2 separate regions of the Homo sapiens genome follow, and region 2 is linked to region 1. A link is an interaction called in ENCODE POLR2A ChIA-PET data of the cell type or tissue named here. Cell type or tissue: CD4-positive, alpha-beta T cell. All regions are shown on one strand. Region 1 overlaps LINC02408 (long intergenic non-protein coding RNA 2408). Region 2 overlaps LOC105369812 (a long non-coding RNA gene).

Evidence for each region. ChIA-PET counts read pairs that join two places held together with the same protein. Peaks named below come from ENCODE experiments on the same cell type or tissue, not always from the same donor. Only the 100,000 strongest peaks of a DNase experiment are listed, where the experiment ranks them.
Region 2: POLR2A ChIA-PET joins it to region 1 with 5 read pairs; 2 of 35 experiments call an interaction of 5 or more read pairs at or near these places.

Annotation. Positions count from the first base shown.
Region 1 is chr12:67,539,971-67,543,970 of GRCh38, reverse strand. The region is part of intron 1 of LINC02408 (long intergenic non-protein coding RNA 2408); the gene reads right to left. Among named protein-coding and RNA genes, the nearest start is that of LINC02408, 22 kb to the right of the region's middle. RefSeq lists an enhancer at 2,167-2,246 and a silencer at 2,437-2,496. In CD4-positive, alpha-beta T cell, no CTCF peak of the experiment used is centred here; a DNase peak (open chromatin) is centred at 2,190.
Region 2 is chr12:67,459,362-67,463,361 of GRCh38, reverse strand. The region is part of intron 4 of LOC105369812 (a long non-coding RNA gene); the gene reads right to left. Among named protein-coding and RNA genes, the nearest start is that of LINC02420, 19 kb to the right of the region's middle. In CD4-positive, alpha-beta T cell, no CTCF peak of the experiment used is centred here; no DNase peak of the experiment used is centred here.

The DNA.
Region 1 (4,000 bases):
ATCTCCCTGGAGGATTTGAACTACAAGCTGTTCATGCAGCTTTGTTGTTGGAATTGACACTGCCAGTGTAACTCCAAAACCCCTAACCAGAGAACTTAAAATAGTGTCCTTGATGACTGGCCAAAGCTGAGGCAAACCCTCTCTGGAAGACCTCACCTTCAGTCCAGGTGGGCAGGAATTATACCAACATCAATGGGAAGATGCACCCCCATCTCAGAGACTTAGAAATAGACGGAAAATAACAATGGTGCAACTCAAGATGGATGGCATGTGTTAGCAAACAACAGCATACTAGTAATGTTCTGGGGAATTCCCACTAAGGAAGAAGTTGAGAGCACCCTCTTCAGATGCGTGATACAGAGCCAGGCAGTTTCCAGCATAGAGTTCCAACTGTTTTGCTTACTCTGCAATATGCACCCCCATTCTCCAGACCTGCTGACACCATGGCCACCACCGTCTATGTTCTAACATCTTTCAGCTGCTTCCAGTTCTCAGGACTCACTGAGCCACCCCACATTTCTGAGTTTTAAGAGTGTCATTCTGACCAGGCTACTGTCCTTGCTTCCCAAGACTGGTTAACCTACCCGTTAACTTTCCACACCCAGGTGAGGTTTGGCTCACCTTGTGGCACTTTCCATACCCAGGCAAGCTTTGGCTCCTGGGGGAAGCTTTCCCTGACAGTCTAGTTCATGTAACCCTTCTCGGTGTTTCCACAGCACCTTGCAACAGCCCACAAGCTGATGGTATTTACTGTATGCCAAGTGCTGATCTAAGCATATGACCTGTTTTATCTCAGTCCTTACAACGACCCTGAGAAGGTACAGAGGAGAAACTGGAGGCCAGAACGGTTCAACAGCTCAAGTCAGACAGCCAGCAAGTCAGGAGGATTCAGGATTCAGGATTCTGGGCAAATGCATTCTGGAGTCATGTTCTCATCTCTGCTTTATTCTGAATAGTTCTATGATACTTTTCATCAAATTATTGGCTCATCTAAGATAAATAATGATAACAGCTGCTACAATACACTGAGAACATATTGTGTGTCAGGCACTATTTTATGCTCTTGAATTAACTCATTTAATCCTCACAAAAATCCTATGGGGTAGAGAGTATCATTGTCCCCATGTTACCAATGAGGCTCTAAGCCCATCCCTTTACTCTACGCCTCTGACTCACCTGGCTGACTCCTGTAGGTCCCAGAGACACTCTCCTGGCACTAATTTTTGGCACTAATTTTTGGTGGCAGTTCCTGTGGCCCAGAAGCTGAGGTTGGCGGTTCTCCTATCAGATCTTTTACAGTGCCATACCTGACATTCTGATTTAATTAATTATGATTTTCACTTATCTTCCTTCCTAGACTGAGCCATGTCTTATTTATTTTTGTGCTTCTAGAACTTAGCACAGTATGTAATGCATAATTAACACTCAGTACTTACCTACATGAACTGAAGAACGCATGAAGAAATGGATGCCTGCTATCTGATGCTTTCTTACAACCAGACTTGGAGGCTCTGTTATGATGTGGAGAGTATAGCCTTTGGAGTCACCAGGTTTGAATTTAATATTGCCATTTGGTGGTTGTGTGACTTCTAGCACACTCCTCAACCTCTGAGGGAGGGAGTCTAGTTTCTTCATCAGTAAAATAGTGGTCATCATCTTCCCTTGCAGCTGACTCTAGCTCAAGGGATTTAGTTTAATAAAACATAAAGTGGCCTACTATAGTGATTGGCACACAATAGGTGCTTTGTAAATGTAATTTCTCTTCTTCCTTTCTTGAGGATCTTGAGCATTCAGTTCAATTGAGCAAAATGAATTGTCCATGGATGCCAGACACAGTGTTGAGGCTGCAAGGATGAACAAGACACAGTCCTTGCCCACAAGAAGATGACACTTTAGTGAGAGAGAATTTTAAAAAACAAACTATTTAATTCACATGAGACAGTGTTATTGGGACACATGGGATGGCCTAAGTCAAGCTGTTTGCATGACTCCCCAAAGGTTATCAAGTGTAGACTCCCAAAGAGCATCTTAGAGGCCCAGTTGTCATTAGCCCCCTCCCGATGGCCTGGAAAGCTGAGAAGCAGCTGTGCTCTTTTTGCTTTGGCAGCAGAGTTATGCCTGGAGCTGCACACACAGGTGACCCCTTGAGCATGTGCTGAAGGAATTAAGGTGCTCTGCTGTGATTGGCAGGTGGCCAAGTCTCTAGCAGGGGAGGAGGAAGCAGAAAGATTAGGTGATCAGTTACACTTATCTGAAATACTCATAAGCATCCGGGAGAAAGGGGAGCATTAATACGATATGGAAGGTATAAATGGGAGTGAGTGAAGAGTTCAGTGTTTAGAGGGAGGTTTAGGTTGAATATTTGCGATGGTTAAATTATGTAGGTTCTTGAATTTTGCCCTGTCTTCTTCCTTTTTCTTAGCAGCTGAGAGAAAATGGTGGGTACAGAGTAGGAGTGAAACGAAGAATGTCTTTCTGGTAAAACAAACAAGAGATTGTGGTTCCTATGCTGAACTGAAACTCCTTTCCTTCACAAGGTAAATGTGAGGTTATTGGACAACATCCAATACCCTTCTGCTTATTCTGCCCCTGACGTGGTCAGGGTTTTCAGGCAGATTCTAAACACACTGAGGGATATGTCCACACAAAAACTCATACACCACGTTGACAGCAGCATTACCATACAAAAGCCAAAATGTCCACCACATGATGAGTGGATCAATAAAATGTGATACATCCATACATTGGAATATTCAGCTGTAAGAAACGGTTGAAGTAATAATACCTGCTCTGACATGAAAGAATGTGAAAACACGTGGGTGAAAGAAACAGTCACAAAGTACCACGTGTTGCATGATTCCCTTTCTATGGAATGTCCAGAACAGGAAACTCCATGAGGCAGAGAGTAGACTAATGGTTGCCTGTGGCTGAGGGCAGGGTAGGGGATAGGGAGTGATAGTTAAAGGCCATTGGGTTTCTTTTGGAGATTATGGAAGTGTTCTAAAATTGACTGTGGGAATGTTTGCACAGTCTGAATATACAAAAAACCGTAAACTGTACACTTTGAGTGAATTACATGGTATGTGAACCATATGTTAATAGCCCTGTTTTTAAAATGCTGAGGAATGCTAGTCAAAGTACAACTGACCCTTGGCTCAACCTCTACCCTATTTATCCCAACCAGAGAATGGTCCTGGGAATGGTGTTCAGAGCTAACACATTCATAACATAACGTACACTAAATGATCGGTGTAGGGCCACTTGGAATACTAAAACAAAACTCTCTGAACATTAAAACCAAACAGAACAGAACACACTCTGAAAAGCAAGATGAAAGGTAAACAGAGGTGTGCGGCCACTATCCCTCCAGTTGCCCAGTCTAGACACCCAGGATTTCTTAAAGTAATCTCTCTCCCTCTAGATAGATTAGATAGATAGATAGATAGATAGATAGATAGATAGATAGATAGATAGATAGATAGATAGATACATAGATACATAGATACATAGATAGACAGACAGACAGGTTTAAACACCATCTATATGCTCTGCTGCGGTTCTGAAATATATACCTTAAGGCTGGCTATTTCTCTCAAACTGCATATGAATGATATATATTTTCATATATGTGACTGCCTTCTCAACACTTCCACTCAGATTTCTATAAGTGGGCATCTCAAACTCAAACTGAACACCTACAAAACCCAGCTCTTTATGCTCCCTTGTCCCCACTATCCTGCTCCACCTTCCTGTCTCAGGAAATGGCAATCCCATCCTTTCAGTTGCATAGGCCAAAATTGTTTGAGTCATCCTTGGCGCCTCTGTTTTCATCACAACTCATGTCTGATCTGTGAACAGTGCTGTTGGATTTCAAATCTTACCACTGCTCATCACTGCCACTGCTGCTGCCACCCTGGTCTCCTGTCTCTTTCCTGGATTATCATAGCAGCCTCCCCGCTGGTCTCCTGCCTTCTGCGGGAAGTGTCTTTGTAAGTCCTGG
Region 2 (4,000 bases), 81 kb after region 1:
AAAAAAAAAAAAAAAAAGCACTGGGGAGACTACAAATAGATTTCACCTCCCAGGCCAACACTGATCACTCTGAATCCTGTGTTGAGAATGGTTCTGAGACCATTTCCAAGTTTGGAAGTGGTGTAATCTATAAGAAATGCCTATAGAGGGCCCTGAAAGCAGCAGCAGTGGGACACAGATCATGTATCTGTCATCTTTAAGCTACAGATGTATTAGACATACATAAAACACACACAAAATCACAAAAGTGTAACATCGGTGTTACTGTCACTTAAGAATTGATGCCATTTGTAGTATGTTGTTCTTTGGTTATCAGTTGCTCCTTGAACCACACACCTGCCCTGCATCCAGAAAGGTATTGCCTATAGTATTTTCTCACATTAAGCCTGCATTAATTTGTTTCTGTACTATCTGGTTTGGCTGATGTTGCTATAATTTTTTTAATATCTGGGGTCTTTGTATTTGCATAATCTTGCCTGAATTATACTGCTGGGTTGGAGAAACATCTCTGGCTAACTAGAACAACCAATAACTTGTTTAAAATTTTCACATACTTTGCATTTGTTATCTTTCATTTACCATCACTTGGCTCAGTTTATTCTGTGTAATCTCAACCCACTAAGCTATGCCAACCTGTGCCCATTCCTGTGCTTGCTGTGTATGCATCCATTTCTCAAGGTAGCAGTTTGGCACCTGCTCCCTTAAAATAAGTCCAAGGTCTTGGAGTCCTTTAAGATCACAAACTTGCGAAGACAACTGCCAAGTCAATGACCTCTCTAACTTTGGAACATTGGCCACCTGGCTCTGATAATCACAGCAGCCATTCAGGCCACTGATTCCTCTCTGTGTCTCACTGTTCCAGCTCTGCCTCTGAGGAGGGGCCACCCCATAACGTGGGGCAGGGAAAATGAACTTCTAGGCAAATGGCCAATAGATGTCCTTAATAAACTGACCCATTTCAAAGCTTTCCCCTCTTAATTAAAATTACTGCTACCTCTGCAGAAAAATCCCCTTTGGACCTTCAAGTTCTTTTTAGACTCTTGCTTTCCTTTGGGTGGATAATGGACTACAGCTTCAGCTTCCCTTTAGGGCTCTTACAAGTGGAGGGAGACAAAAACGAGACAGGAAAAGAATTTGATAGGTGGTGAAAATGCCTCCCCTTGTGCCAAAATTGTGCCTGCCTTCATCTACTGTGCCTCTGGTCTCTGGCACCAACCATATCCTGACCTGTACACATAGGAGGGGGCAGAAAGCCTTTGTAACAGCAGGTAGAAAGCAGATGGAGCTGTCCCTTTATATAGGTATAGCTACTTAGGTACTCTCTTTCAGCCTCTTTCTGGGCATTCTATTATTTAAAAAAAAAAAAGACAGCAACCTTGAGATGAGCCATCACTGCTACCACAAGCAAAGGCAAATAACTCAGAGAACTTTATGAACATAAAATAGATTATCAAGTAAAACTTAAGAATACAACCAATACATCTCTAGCCATTTGGTGGGTATCCTAGAAGGCAGCTCCTGGACTCTTACATAAGAGAGAGACTGACAAGCCATTGTCGGAGTTGAGAGATGGTTAGCTAATCTCATACAGAGAAAAAAATAAGTATGTTTCTTATGTTAAATAACTTGCCTTATTGCCTGCCATGGGGGAAAAATAATATTTTGTGTTTCTTTCATTTTTTAGCCACTTTCGAGAAGTACACAGTCTTAAATTCCCATGATTGGGTTAAACCATTATAAATAGGCCTGAGAAAATCCACTCTGACTTTTAGACCCCAGCACTTACATTCAGAAATTTCTTTTCTCCTTTCTAAAAATTTTTTAAATTGCTTTTTCAGTTTCTGAGTTAGAGTTTCTCTTTTACATAATTTCTAGGACAAGTGATGGAATGTTTGTAGGAAAAAGAAGAATGCAAGATTGTTTTGTCAAACTGAACAGAAGCCCTAGAATAAGTACCTACTGGTGACCTTAGAGCCAGTCAATAATCCCAGGCACTAGGGAGGAGCAAATATAAATTTGATAATCTTAGAAAATGCTGTTCTAAAAACTGATCTATTTAAATATGTTTGCAGTATGCTTATTCATGCTTAGGTCATGCATCTTATTCAAGTCACAAGCAAATAAATATATAATGCTCATCAGATCTCCAAGAGATGGGTCTGTATAGCACTTGCCCTCTCAGAGGAGGTAGTTGTAGGCTTGTTGGAAGAATAATTTGCCTTAAATTATGCAAGTAGTTGATTGAACACGTTGTTCCTATGAGAAAGGATAAAATAAAAATACTCGCTTATTGTAACCTGGTTCTTTAAGGGAAGAGCGTTATCTGCAAAAGACACAACTATCAAAAAAGAATTCATATCCTGAAACTTGAATTTTAATAAAAAGGGAGTATGCCACTTCTCTAAATTGGGAATGAACATTATTTTTCTTTTTTCTTTCTTTTCTTTTTTTCTTTTTATTTTGAGACAGGGTCTCACTCTGTCATCCACGTTGGAGTACAGTGGTGTGATCTCTGCTCACTGCAACCCCCACCTCCTGAGCTCAAGTGATTCTCAAGCCTCAGCATCCCGAGTAGCTGGGATTACAGGTACACACCAGCATGCCTGGCTAATTTTTGTATTTTTTGTAGAGATAGGGTTTTGCCATGTTGACCAGGCTTGTCTCGAACTCCTGACCTCAAGTGATCTGCCTGTCTTGGCCTCTCAAAGTGCTGGAATTACAGGAATGAGCCACCGCGCCCAGCCCATGATATTTCTTTTTAGGGAGTACACTTTTACTGCTTCCACTTGATAATCGTCTAGGAAACTCTGCGGTTGACATTCATATGCATGGACTGTGTGCATAGGTAGAATTCCGTCCTTTATTTCTAAATCCAAGGTCTCAGTGACAGCATTTAATCCTTCTGAGTGTTAGGCACCAGGTTATTGATTTATTTGGCTTAAGCTGTGTTTGTATTACAGCTGAATGCATAGATTGTAAGCTCCCTACAGGCAAAATATAATTCACATTGTACAATTTAGAGGTGTTATTTTTGATAATGATAATTATATGTCTTCAATATTCCATCAAAAGCTTTGAAAGAGTTGCCATAATATGGTATTAAATCTTCAAAAGACTTGGCTTTCTTTTAATTTCAACAAATATTAGTAGAAAAATCCTCAAGGCCAGACAACGGGACAAGCCCCTAATTTAGTAATAAAGACAGGAAAATATTTATTGGGGGTGATATAAAATAATTTCCATAGGCCCATTATAGTAAAGAGCTCAAGGCTAGTATGAGGAAAGCATGAATAGAGTTTTGCAATGAAACTAAACTACAGGTAAAACTCCAGGTTGGAATATAAACGTTCTTTCTTATATCTGAAATGAGGGTAAGATTAAAGAAAGGCTGGGCATTGAGTTTCTGTTCTTCTTTAGCGTACTCCAGTATAAGGCAAGAAACATTCACATACATATGCAGAAAAGGGAAGGGGATTCTAACTGCAGACTCCCTGGCATCTAAGTCTCAGATATTGTTGGAACAATAGGAACCCGTCGATACCATCAGACCTATGAGCATAGTTGTTATTGCTTCCAAGATCTACTGATGTCACAGCTTGTGAGGTGTGTGACTGTGCACTTTCTAAATACGGGCTGCCCTCTTACTGCCATCTCACCCAACAAGGCTCATTGGTAAGATGGCAAACACAGGAGGTCAATAAACCCCTGCAAAATAAGATCTACATTTTTATCTCTTCTGTCCTTTGACTCTGCATGACTTGAAGAAACTGGGTAGTAGATTCTGTTGGGAAGTTTTCCAAATAGAAAGAACAAGCCAAGCAAAATAAAGAATGACCTTTCTTTCAAGAACCTTTTTTTTTTTTAAGTATTCACTTGAAAAGACACCAAGGCATCCTTCCTCTACTCTCTCCATTCCTACTCCAACCACAGCAATTGCCTGTCTACAGAAATAACCCTTAAGAAGTGGTTGGGAAATGAATGTGATGCCTGCCATCCTGGG